Regions from separate parts of the Homo sapiens genome. Here region 1 is linked to region 2. Evidence: read pairs that join two places in POLR2A ChIA-PET (ENCODE). Cell type or tissue: OCI-LY7. All regions are shown on one strand. Region 1 overlaps LINC01397 (long intergenic non-protein coding RNA 1397). Region 2 has its middle 18 kb from the start of RBM15.

Region 1 (4,000 bases), 260 kb after region 2:
GTCTCAAGCACTGAGCACACAGCTATGCCCCAGGCAGAAGACTTCTGATGAAGGGAGGCAGGGGCCACACTTACTCAGCCAGCCTATGCAAGAGAAGTTCTAATAGCAACAACAACAAAGGGCCTGCCAACCAAGAGAAAAGAGCTAATCTGACATCAGCCAGGACTTGGGACCAGACCAAACAATGGCCCCTTGCCCACTGTCCCAAGCCTCTGGATGCATCTCCCAGTCCCTCCTGGCCGAGACCAGTCTCATTTCTCAGAGTGTCTCCTACAACTGTGAGTCATCTCCCCTTCCCACCTCCACCGTAGGTAAGTCAATCCAATCCAATGTAGCAAACCTTGACTTAGCCCCTGCTCTGTGCCAAGGGTGGGGGACACATGCAATATCTAGGAAAAGACTGAATATATTAGGGATACAAAATTTACATTTTGAATCTATGTATTCAGTGTATCTACTGCATCCAAACCTGTTAAGAGGCAATTAGACTAAATAAAATATCTCATTTGGGGTATGCTGTTATGTGTACATTGACAAATCTCCCAAGCTCACATTATTATAGGGTGAATGTTTGGCCCTAAAGCCAGCATTTTCTTCATTACAGCCTCTCTCTCCTCTATTATATAAGTTTTCCAGTCTGCTTCCCCCGCTACATTATGGGTCCTCCAAGAACAGAGATTCTGTCTGGTATATAGCACAGCTCCGGGTACAGAGAGCACACAGATGCAAAGGGAAAGGAAGCAAGGTAGAGATCACACACGAGTGTGACCAGCCTCTATGCTCAAGGACCAGTTCTTAGAAAGTAGCCCTGCTGACCTTAAGGGGGATAGAGAGGAGAGAGGAGACCCAGGCCCTCCCCGGGAGAAGGTGGGTGCCCTGCACAGATCTAGCAACTATGCAAAACCAAAGGCAGAAGATGTGAACTGCTGGTCATCAACGGAGCCTGAGATGAAGACACTTCCCCGAATGCTGGTGCTAGATTAGAATGGGGAGGGGAGGGGAGGGGAAGGGGTGAGGCCCTTCTGACTCCACCCCAAAGCAGCATCCTTACATCAGTATGGGGAGGGAAGGATGAACTTGCCCAGAGCAGGACACTGCCCACCCAGGCACTGTCTCCCAGATGTGAGTGTTTCTTTCCAGCCTTGGTCCAGTTATGAGGCAGGAAAGAGGTGTCTCTGCCAGGGTCCTTGGGTGCAAGAGGAGTGGGCACAGTGGTCTCCACTAAGCGTGGAAGGGGCAGGGGTTCATGGGGTGGGGGCAGTGGCAGTCCTCCCTGCCCCCTCGAGCTGCGCAGCTCTGCACTTTCTCAGCCCCATTCCCCAGAAACCGAAGGACACTCACTGCTGACACCATGGCATTGGGTTTCCCCTGGGCTGGCTCAGGCTCCTGTCACCAGGCATGGCAGGAAATTGCTGCTGACACCTGGGGAAAGGCCCCAGGAGTGGGGAGGCCAGGGATTGGGAAGTCTGAGCCTGTGAAGTTCTGAGTGAGTGCTAAGTGGGGCTGGAGCAGGGGAGATAGCTGTAGGTCTGAGAGGGATTCTTGCCATGCAGGCTGGGCCCCTGAGTCTCTCCATCCTCGTCCTGCCCCTCCTGGGATATCCCCAGGAGGCTGGAGAACCTTGGAGCTTGTGACCAGCTTGGCCACATGGGGTGAGTTGGGCATGGAGGGGAAGGGGCAGCATCATCTGAGGGCCCCAGGACTCCTCCACATCCCCACCCCCAAAGTTGTACAAACTTGCTTCTCAGCCTCCTTTAGGGCAAAGTCAGGGCTGCCCCATGCTTGCTGGGCCACGTGCACAATCAAAGGTCCCCCAGTAGCTTTAACCTGCGGAGGATGGTGTCTTTCCCTGGCCTGGCTCTGCGTCCTGGCAGCCTGCCCCGCGTCCTCAGCCTGGGTCTGTACTCCAGCCCTTTCTCTCTCACTTCCCCGCTGTCTCTCTTCTCTGGTGTATTTGTGACGATAAAAACATGCCCTGGCTCCCAGGCACCTCTGAGCATTTCAAAGATTTGGAGAGAAACTACAGAGGGGGTTGGGGGTAAATGGCAGAAGGTGGGGAGGGATCCTCAGACGGGGAATTCAGGTCACCCAACTGTTACCACCCAATCCCTGTTCTACACTAGGAAGTGTGTGTGCGTGTGTGCACATGCATGTGCATGTGCATGCATATGTGTGTATGCATGCTAGTGTGTGTGTGTGCACATGGATGGAATGACCAGGGACACAGAGCACTCTGGGGCTTTCAAGTGCAATACTTATAAGAGGCTGAGCCCAACCTGCTTGCAAAGAACCATCTGTGGATTTCTCTCCCGTCTGAACTGCACCCATCCCCCTAGATGAAAGCCCTCATTCCTAGGCTGTGACATCCCCATAGCTTTGAACCTGGACTGCCCCAAGCAGGAAGATGAGGAAGGTCAGAGGTAGAGGAATGTGGGGACGGGCCGCCAGATGGAGATGGAGCGCGGGAGGGTGATGAGCGTCTGAGTGAGAATGGGCTGGTTACAGTGGGAGTCCACCCAGGGACCCCCCGAAAGCGAAGGACAGTTCCTGGTACAAGGCTGGCAGCCCGGAGCATCTAACCTCAACATCCAGCAACTTGGAGCCTCCTCCTTAGACAAAAAAAGCCCAATCTCCAGAAACTCCAAGGGCAGCGATGCACCATCTACCACTGGTGGTCAACCCATCAGCAGGTGTTCTAAACACCTGCCACAGGCCCAGCGCTGTGACAAACAAGCAGGATTGTCCCCAAACAGCCCACCTCTCCCTCAATCTAGGAGACTAAGGAAGGTACTGCTGAGGTAGGCAGGGTAGGGGGTGAGGGCTCTAAATTGCTGCTTCCCAAATTTGGTATTAACAGATTTTTTTTTTTTTGAGACAGGATTTTACTCTGTCACCCAGGCTAGAGTGCAGTGGTGATCACGGCTCCCTGCAGCCTTAAGCTTCTGGGCTCAAGCCATCTTTCCATCTCAGCCTCCTAAGTAGCTGGGACTATAGGCATGTGTCACTATACTGATTAAAAAAAAAATTGTTGAGACAGTTGCAATACTATGTTGGCCAGGCTCGTCTTGAACTCCTGAGCTCAAGTGACCTGCCTGCCTCAGCCTCCCAAAGTGCTGGGATAACAGGCATGAGCCATTGCGCCCAGCCGAGTCCATGAAATATTTTAATTTTCTTTTCATTGAATCAAGCAGAAGCATTAAAGAACAAAAAAATTAAGGTACTTCAGCACTTTTTAAGAAAACAAACAGGATTAGATAAAAGACAGTCTTTCCCAATGTCGGTCAATAGTGACAGGGGTTAGACTAGGAGTTACTTTCAAGGGAACTGACTGAAGTGATAGGAGGCAGCCTGGGGCACATTGGCCAAGTTCTGGCTCCAGATCTGGGAGGTGGATACACAGATGTAACACATGCAGATATTTGCTGAGCTGCGCAGTTGGCATCAGTGCACTTTGCTTGCATAAGATGCATCTCAATGAAAAAGTAACTAGAGGCAGAAGTCAGACATTAAGCTCATGGACCCAGGAGCCATATGTCATGGATGCAAATTCTAGCTCTACCTCTTAGTATTTGTGCAACTTTGAATAAGTTACTTAACCTCTCTGTGCCTCAGTTTCTTCATCTCCAAAATGAGGATAATAATTGTACTTACTTGAAAGAGTTCTTGTGAGGAGCAAATGAGTTAACACATGTGAAAACCATCAAATAATGTTTGGCATGCAGTAGTTACCAGTAAGTGGTTCACCATTATTATTCATATTCCAACCAAGTGTAGCTGATGGGCAGAGCCATGTGAGGATCAGGGGAGAGTGGTCCAGGCAGAGAGAACAGCAGGACAAAGTCCCTGAGGTGGGACGGAGTGTCAGAGCTGCAGAAAGCAGCCAGCCTGGCTGGCTCAGACTGACTGGCATGTGCTGAGCCAGGACAGAGGTTGTGAGGTGAGGAAGGAAAAGCAGGCAAGAGTCATAGCATGTAAGGAGACTGGATTTTGTTCTGAGTGT
Region 2 (4,000 bases):
CATATCTAGTAGAGCTATTGTAATTTGAACATAAAAGTTCAGTATACTTCAGTATACTTTCTTCTCTGCTACTTCTTGGGTTATGTTTAAAACTGTTAGGATATTTCCATCATTATAAAAGAAGGAATTTTCCATATATGTCATTGTAAAATACTATATCTGACACTAAAACTCTACCTTATGGTACTGTTAACTATTTGGAGTTCTTTCCCATCTATTACCTCATTATCATCACGTTAATTCTGTGACAAAGTATGGATAAGTATTATTATTATTTCTATTTTATATATAAGGAACAAAGGCAATTAAGAACAAGTTATTTGCTTAAAGCTAGCCCTTAACAAAGCCAATTTTAAAACCTAATTACTGGTGCTGATTAATTAGCTCATGGCCCCTGGCTTTTCTTCTTTAATGATTCTCTAGGAGTTTAACTTTATTAAAAGCAATTATACTTATATGGACTGAAATGATACTTTTGTGATTTTTTTCAAATAATTGAGGTATGTGTTATGTCCTGTTTGCAAAATATGTTTAGTAAATACATTTGTCTAACTGTAAAATCAGCTTTTTCCATGTGAGGAAAAAAATCATATACTATTATTTTAATTGTTTTTAAGAGAGACATAGTGCAAAACTTGGACGGTGGTTTCTCTGAAGACCTCATATAAAACCAAAGCCCAATACTTTTTATTGAGACAGGGTTTCACTCATGTTGCCTGGGCTCTAGCGCAGTGGCGCAATATCAGCTCAGTGCAACCTGTCTCCCAGGCTCGAGCAATTCTCCTGCCCCATACTCCCTCAGCCTCCAGAGTAGCTGGGACTACAGGTGCACACCACCACACCTGGCTAATTTTTGTATTTTTAGTAGAGACGGAGTTTCGCCACATCGCCCAGGCTGGTCTTTAACTCGAGTTCAAGTGATCCTCGATTCAGGTTCCCAAAGTGCTGGGATTACAGGCATGAGCCACCACACCTGGCCCAAAGCCCAATACTTTTTAAAAGCCTTGAGTGTTTCTCTTAAGCCAGAATCACCTTGTATGAGGCTTTATATCTATATATTTGCCTCATGTGGCTACTCATTTGCCACAAATATCTACTCAATTGTTTCACATTTGTCATCTATGGTCTTAACATATACACAAACAAAAAATAACTAAAGTGCTTGAAAGCAACTTTTAAAATCCATTTAAAATTCTTCATGTTTTATTTCTGTGAGAATTAGACTAGCATGACTTAGGATCAGAGACAAGTCATCTCTTGAAAAAAGTACCTGGGGCCAGGCATGGTGGCTCGCGCCTGAAATCCTGGCACTTTGGGAGGCCGAGGCGGGTGGATCACTTGAGCTCAGGAGTTCGAAACCAGCCTGGCCATCATGGTGAAACCCCGTCTCTACTAAAAATACAAAAATTAGCCAGGCATGGTGGTGGGCGCCTGTAATCCCAGCTACTCAGGAGGCTGAGATAGGAGAATCACTTGAACCTGGGAGGTGGAGGTTGCAGAGAGCCGAAATGGCACCACTGCACTCCAGCCTGGGAGACAGAACGAGACTCCGAACCCCCAAAAAATAAATAAAAATAAAAATAAACAACCTAATCCCTGATACATTCCAACAGAAGCTAGTATATTATGAAATCTCCTTCCATTCAAAATGATAATCAATAACAACTTAGTGAGGCCTTTTTAGGGATACAGAGAGTGAACTAGGATTAGGGTGACTGTCTGGGTCTAGACAGAAACAAAGGAGTTCTTGAGACATAGAACTTTCAGTTTTAAAGCCAGGATGAGTTGGCTACTCCTTATTAAGTAGTGGAGAATACATCTGAATACTTGATAGCACACAACGAAAGACTAAAGTTTTTTCTAGCCACCTTCCAAACAAACAAACAAAAAATCCACAAATTCATTTCTATTTTTACCTCGTGCAAGCACTAATGAGCAAAACAGAAACCAACAAAGGAGGCATACAACACTTTTAATGAGAATTCATCAGAATAGAATTAATTAAATTAAATTTTAAAAAAGAAGCCACTTTAAGGCATTATTTGCCTTGTGAAAATAAATTTTTAAAAATGAGTTTACTTTTCCTATTGACAAGCTTCCAGCTTTTAAACTATTTTTAAAAGTGACAAATTGAGCAGAAGTAATGGCAAGGTGTTCCACCCTTTGACTTCTGTCAACCAATCTTATGTCTTTTAGCAGGAAAAAAGTAAGTCCATCCCTTAAGGGTAGTACGCCAGGACCAAGGAAATAAGTGAGACAACTTTTAAAGAGCAACAGCAAATATTACCTTCCTTCCACTACCTCAAAACTAGTCACAGTTCAATATAAGTTACCTATATATGGCAACCTGTAAATCAGAGGAATGTGCTTATCATACCTAATCAAACAATTTCAAGCCTAAATACTCCAGCTGTACAGCAGTCCTCTGAAGCCATAGCAATAAGATGACTCACCAACTGGCAGGTGTCTTAGGTTCTACAAATAATGGGTGTCTGCCCAGGTGAAAACAAATGTATGTGCCCCAACAGACGAACTCATCTTGCTTGGCTAAGAGAGTAGAGAGACTAAAAAAACTGATCAGTAGTATAGTACTTTATAATGGAAAGAAGAATCAGACTTCGCTACAACAAGATTTTATAATCCATGCAGACTTTCAAAATGTCCTTCCAATTTTCACTTACCAGAGAAGTACAAGAGAATAAGATCTAAGATAATAAAAAACAATTTTCTGACCCCCAAATTAAAAATAGCTCAAAGTGCGAATTGACATTGAATTCACTGCTTCAAGAAATGTGAAGTCAGTCACAAGAAAAATAAATCCATATTTAAACCCTCCTATTATATTTAGTGACTTGATGTCAGTTTCCACTCAAGTGAAAATAAGTAGTACATATTTGAGTTCTAGTTCGAGGATGTATATTCTTATGTGAAAACTGAAAACATGTCACAGTTAATAAGATATGGGTTTATAAATATGGAATTAAAAGAAACTTACCCTTTCCCTTTGTGCAGCTCTGACTTCCAACCCAGTTTCTATAGAAACAGGAGGACAAGTGCCAGTGCCAGAAGTCTGCCAATTAGAACTCATCTTTGAGTTGCTGAATAATAAAGTCAGATCCCAAAGTCGACTATAGGTTTTTGTCAGTAGTTCCTAAAAAGAAACCCAGGGGGAAAAAAGATGTTTAACCAATTACTGTACTTAGAAATGCTCCCTTTAAAATTGGCTTTAAAAAAAATTGAGGAGGGAGATCTAACACCACATGTTAAAAAAATTTTTATTAGGGCTTCAGACTTTACTAAAATTAAGGAGCAGCAAACAGAAGAGAGGGTGTCTCTGAAGGTCCAAAACCCTTTTAAACTACTACATTAAAGGAAAAAAGCACTCATACATTATAAAGTAGTTTCATTCACTAAACCTTAAAGTTCAGATGAATCCATTCCTTTTGTGGAGTGAACTTTCAGTAAGGTTACAGCACTGCAAAGGGTAAACTTCACAAATGAAATTTGTCAGGAGAAATGATGACATAGGTTAAGTCACCACTAAAAACCTCTCATTTCTAGGAGAAATCTATAAATTACAAATGAACCTTTGAAAAGTCTTCTAGAGACGTTGGCATTGTTGTGCTTGATGAAAAAAAATCCCTCTAAGTCACATATACCAATTTAGAAATTTTAAAATTGTGGGATTGAGTACAATTTTTCAATTGAAATCCACATGGTTGCTTGGTGAATGTATTTGAGATTCTTTTATCATAAAAATTTACACATTATTTTATCTCTTCATGTGCCTCTGAGTATGAAAAACTTACATATTAAAAGTATCAGGCCGGGTACAGTGGCTCATGCCTGCAATCCTAGCGCTTTGGGAGGCCAAGGCAGGAGGTCAGGAGTTCAAGACCAGCCTGGCCAACATGGCGAAACCCCATCTCTACTAAAAATACAAAAATTATCCAGGCTTGGTGGCTCGTGCTTGTAGTCCCAGCTACTCGGGAGGCTGAGG

What was found. Peaks named below come from ENCODE experiments on the same cell type or tissue, not always from the same donor. Only the 100,000 strongest peaks of a DNase experiment are listed, where the experiment ranks them.
Region 1: POLR2A ChIA-PET joins it to region 2 with 6 read pairs; 4 of 35 experiments call an interaction of 5 or more read pairs at or near these places.

What each region holds. Positions count from the first base shown.
Region 1 is chr1:110,092,538-110,096,537 of GRCh38, reverse strand. All of the region lies in intron 1 of LINC01397 (long intergenic non-protein coding RNA 1397), which reads right to left. Among named protein-coding and RNA genes, the nearest start is that of LINC01397, 12 kb to the right of the region's middle. In OCI-LY7, no CTCF peak of the experiment used is centred here; no DNase peak of the experiment used is centred here.
Region 2 is chr1:110,355,027-110,359,026 of GRCh38, reverse strand. No RefSeq gene overlaps it. Among named protein-coding and RNA genes, the nearest start is that of RBM15, 18 kb to the right of the region's middle. In OCI-LY7, no CTCF peak of the experiment used is centred here; no DNase peak of the experiment used is centred here; H3K27ac peaks cover 940 bases.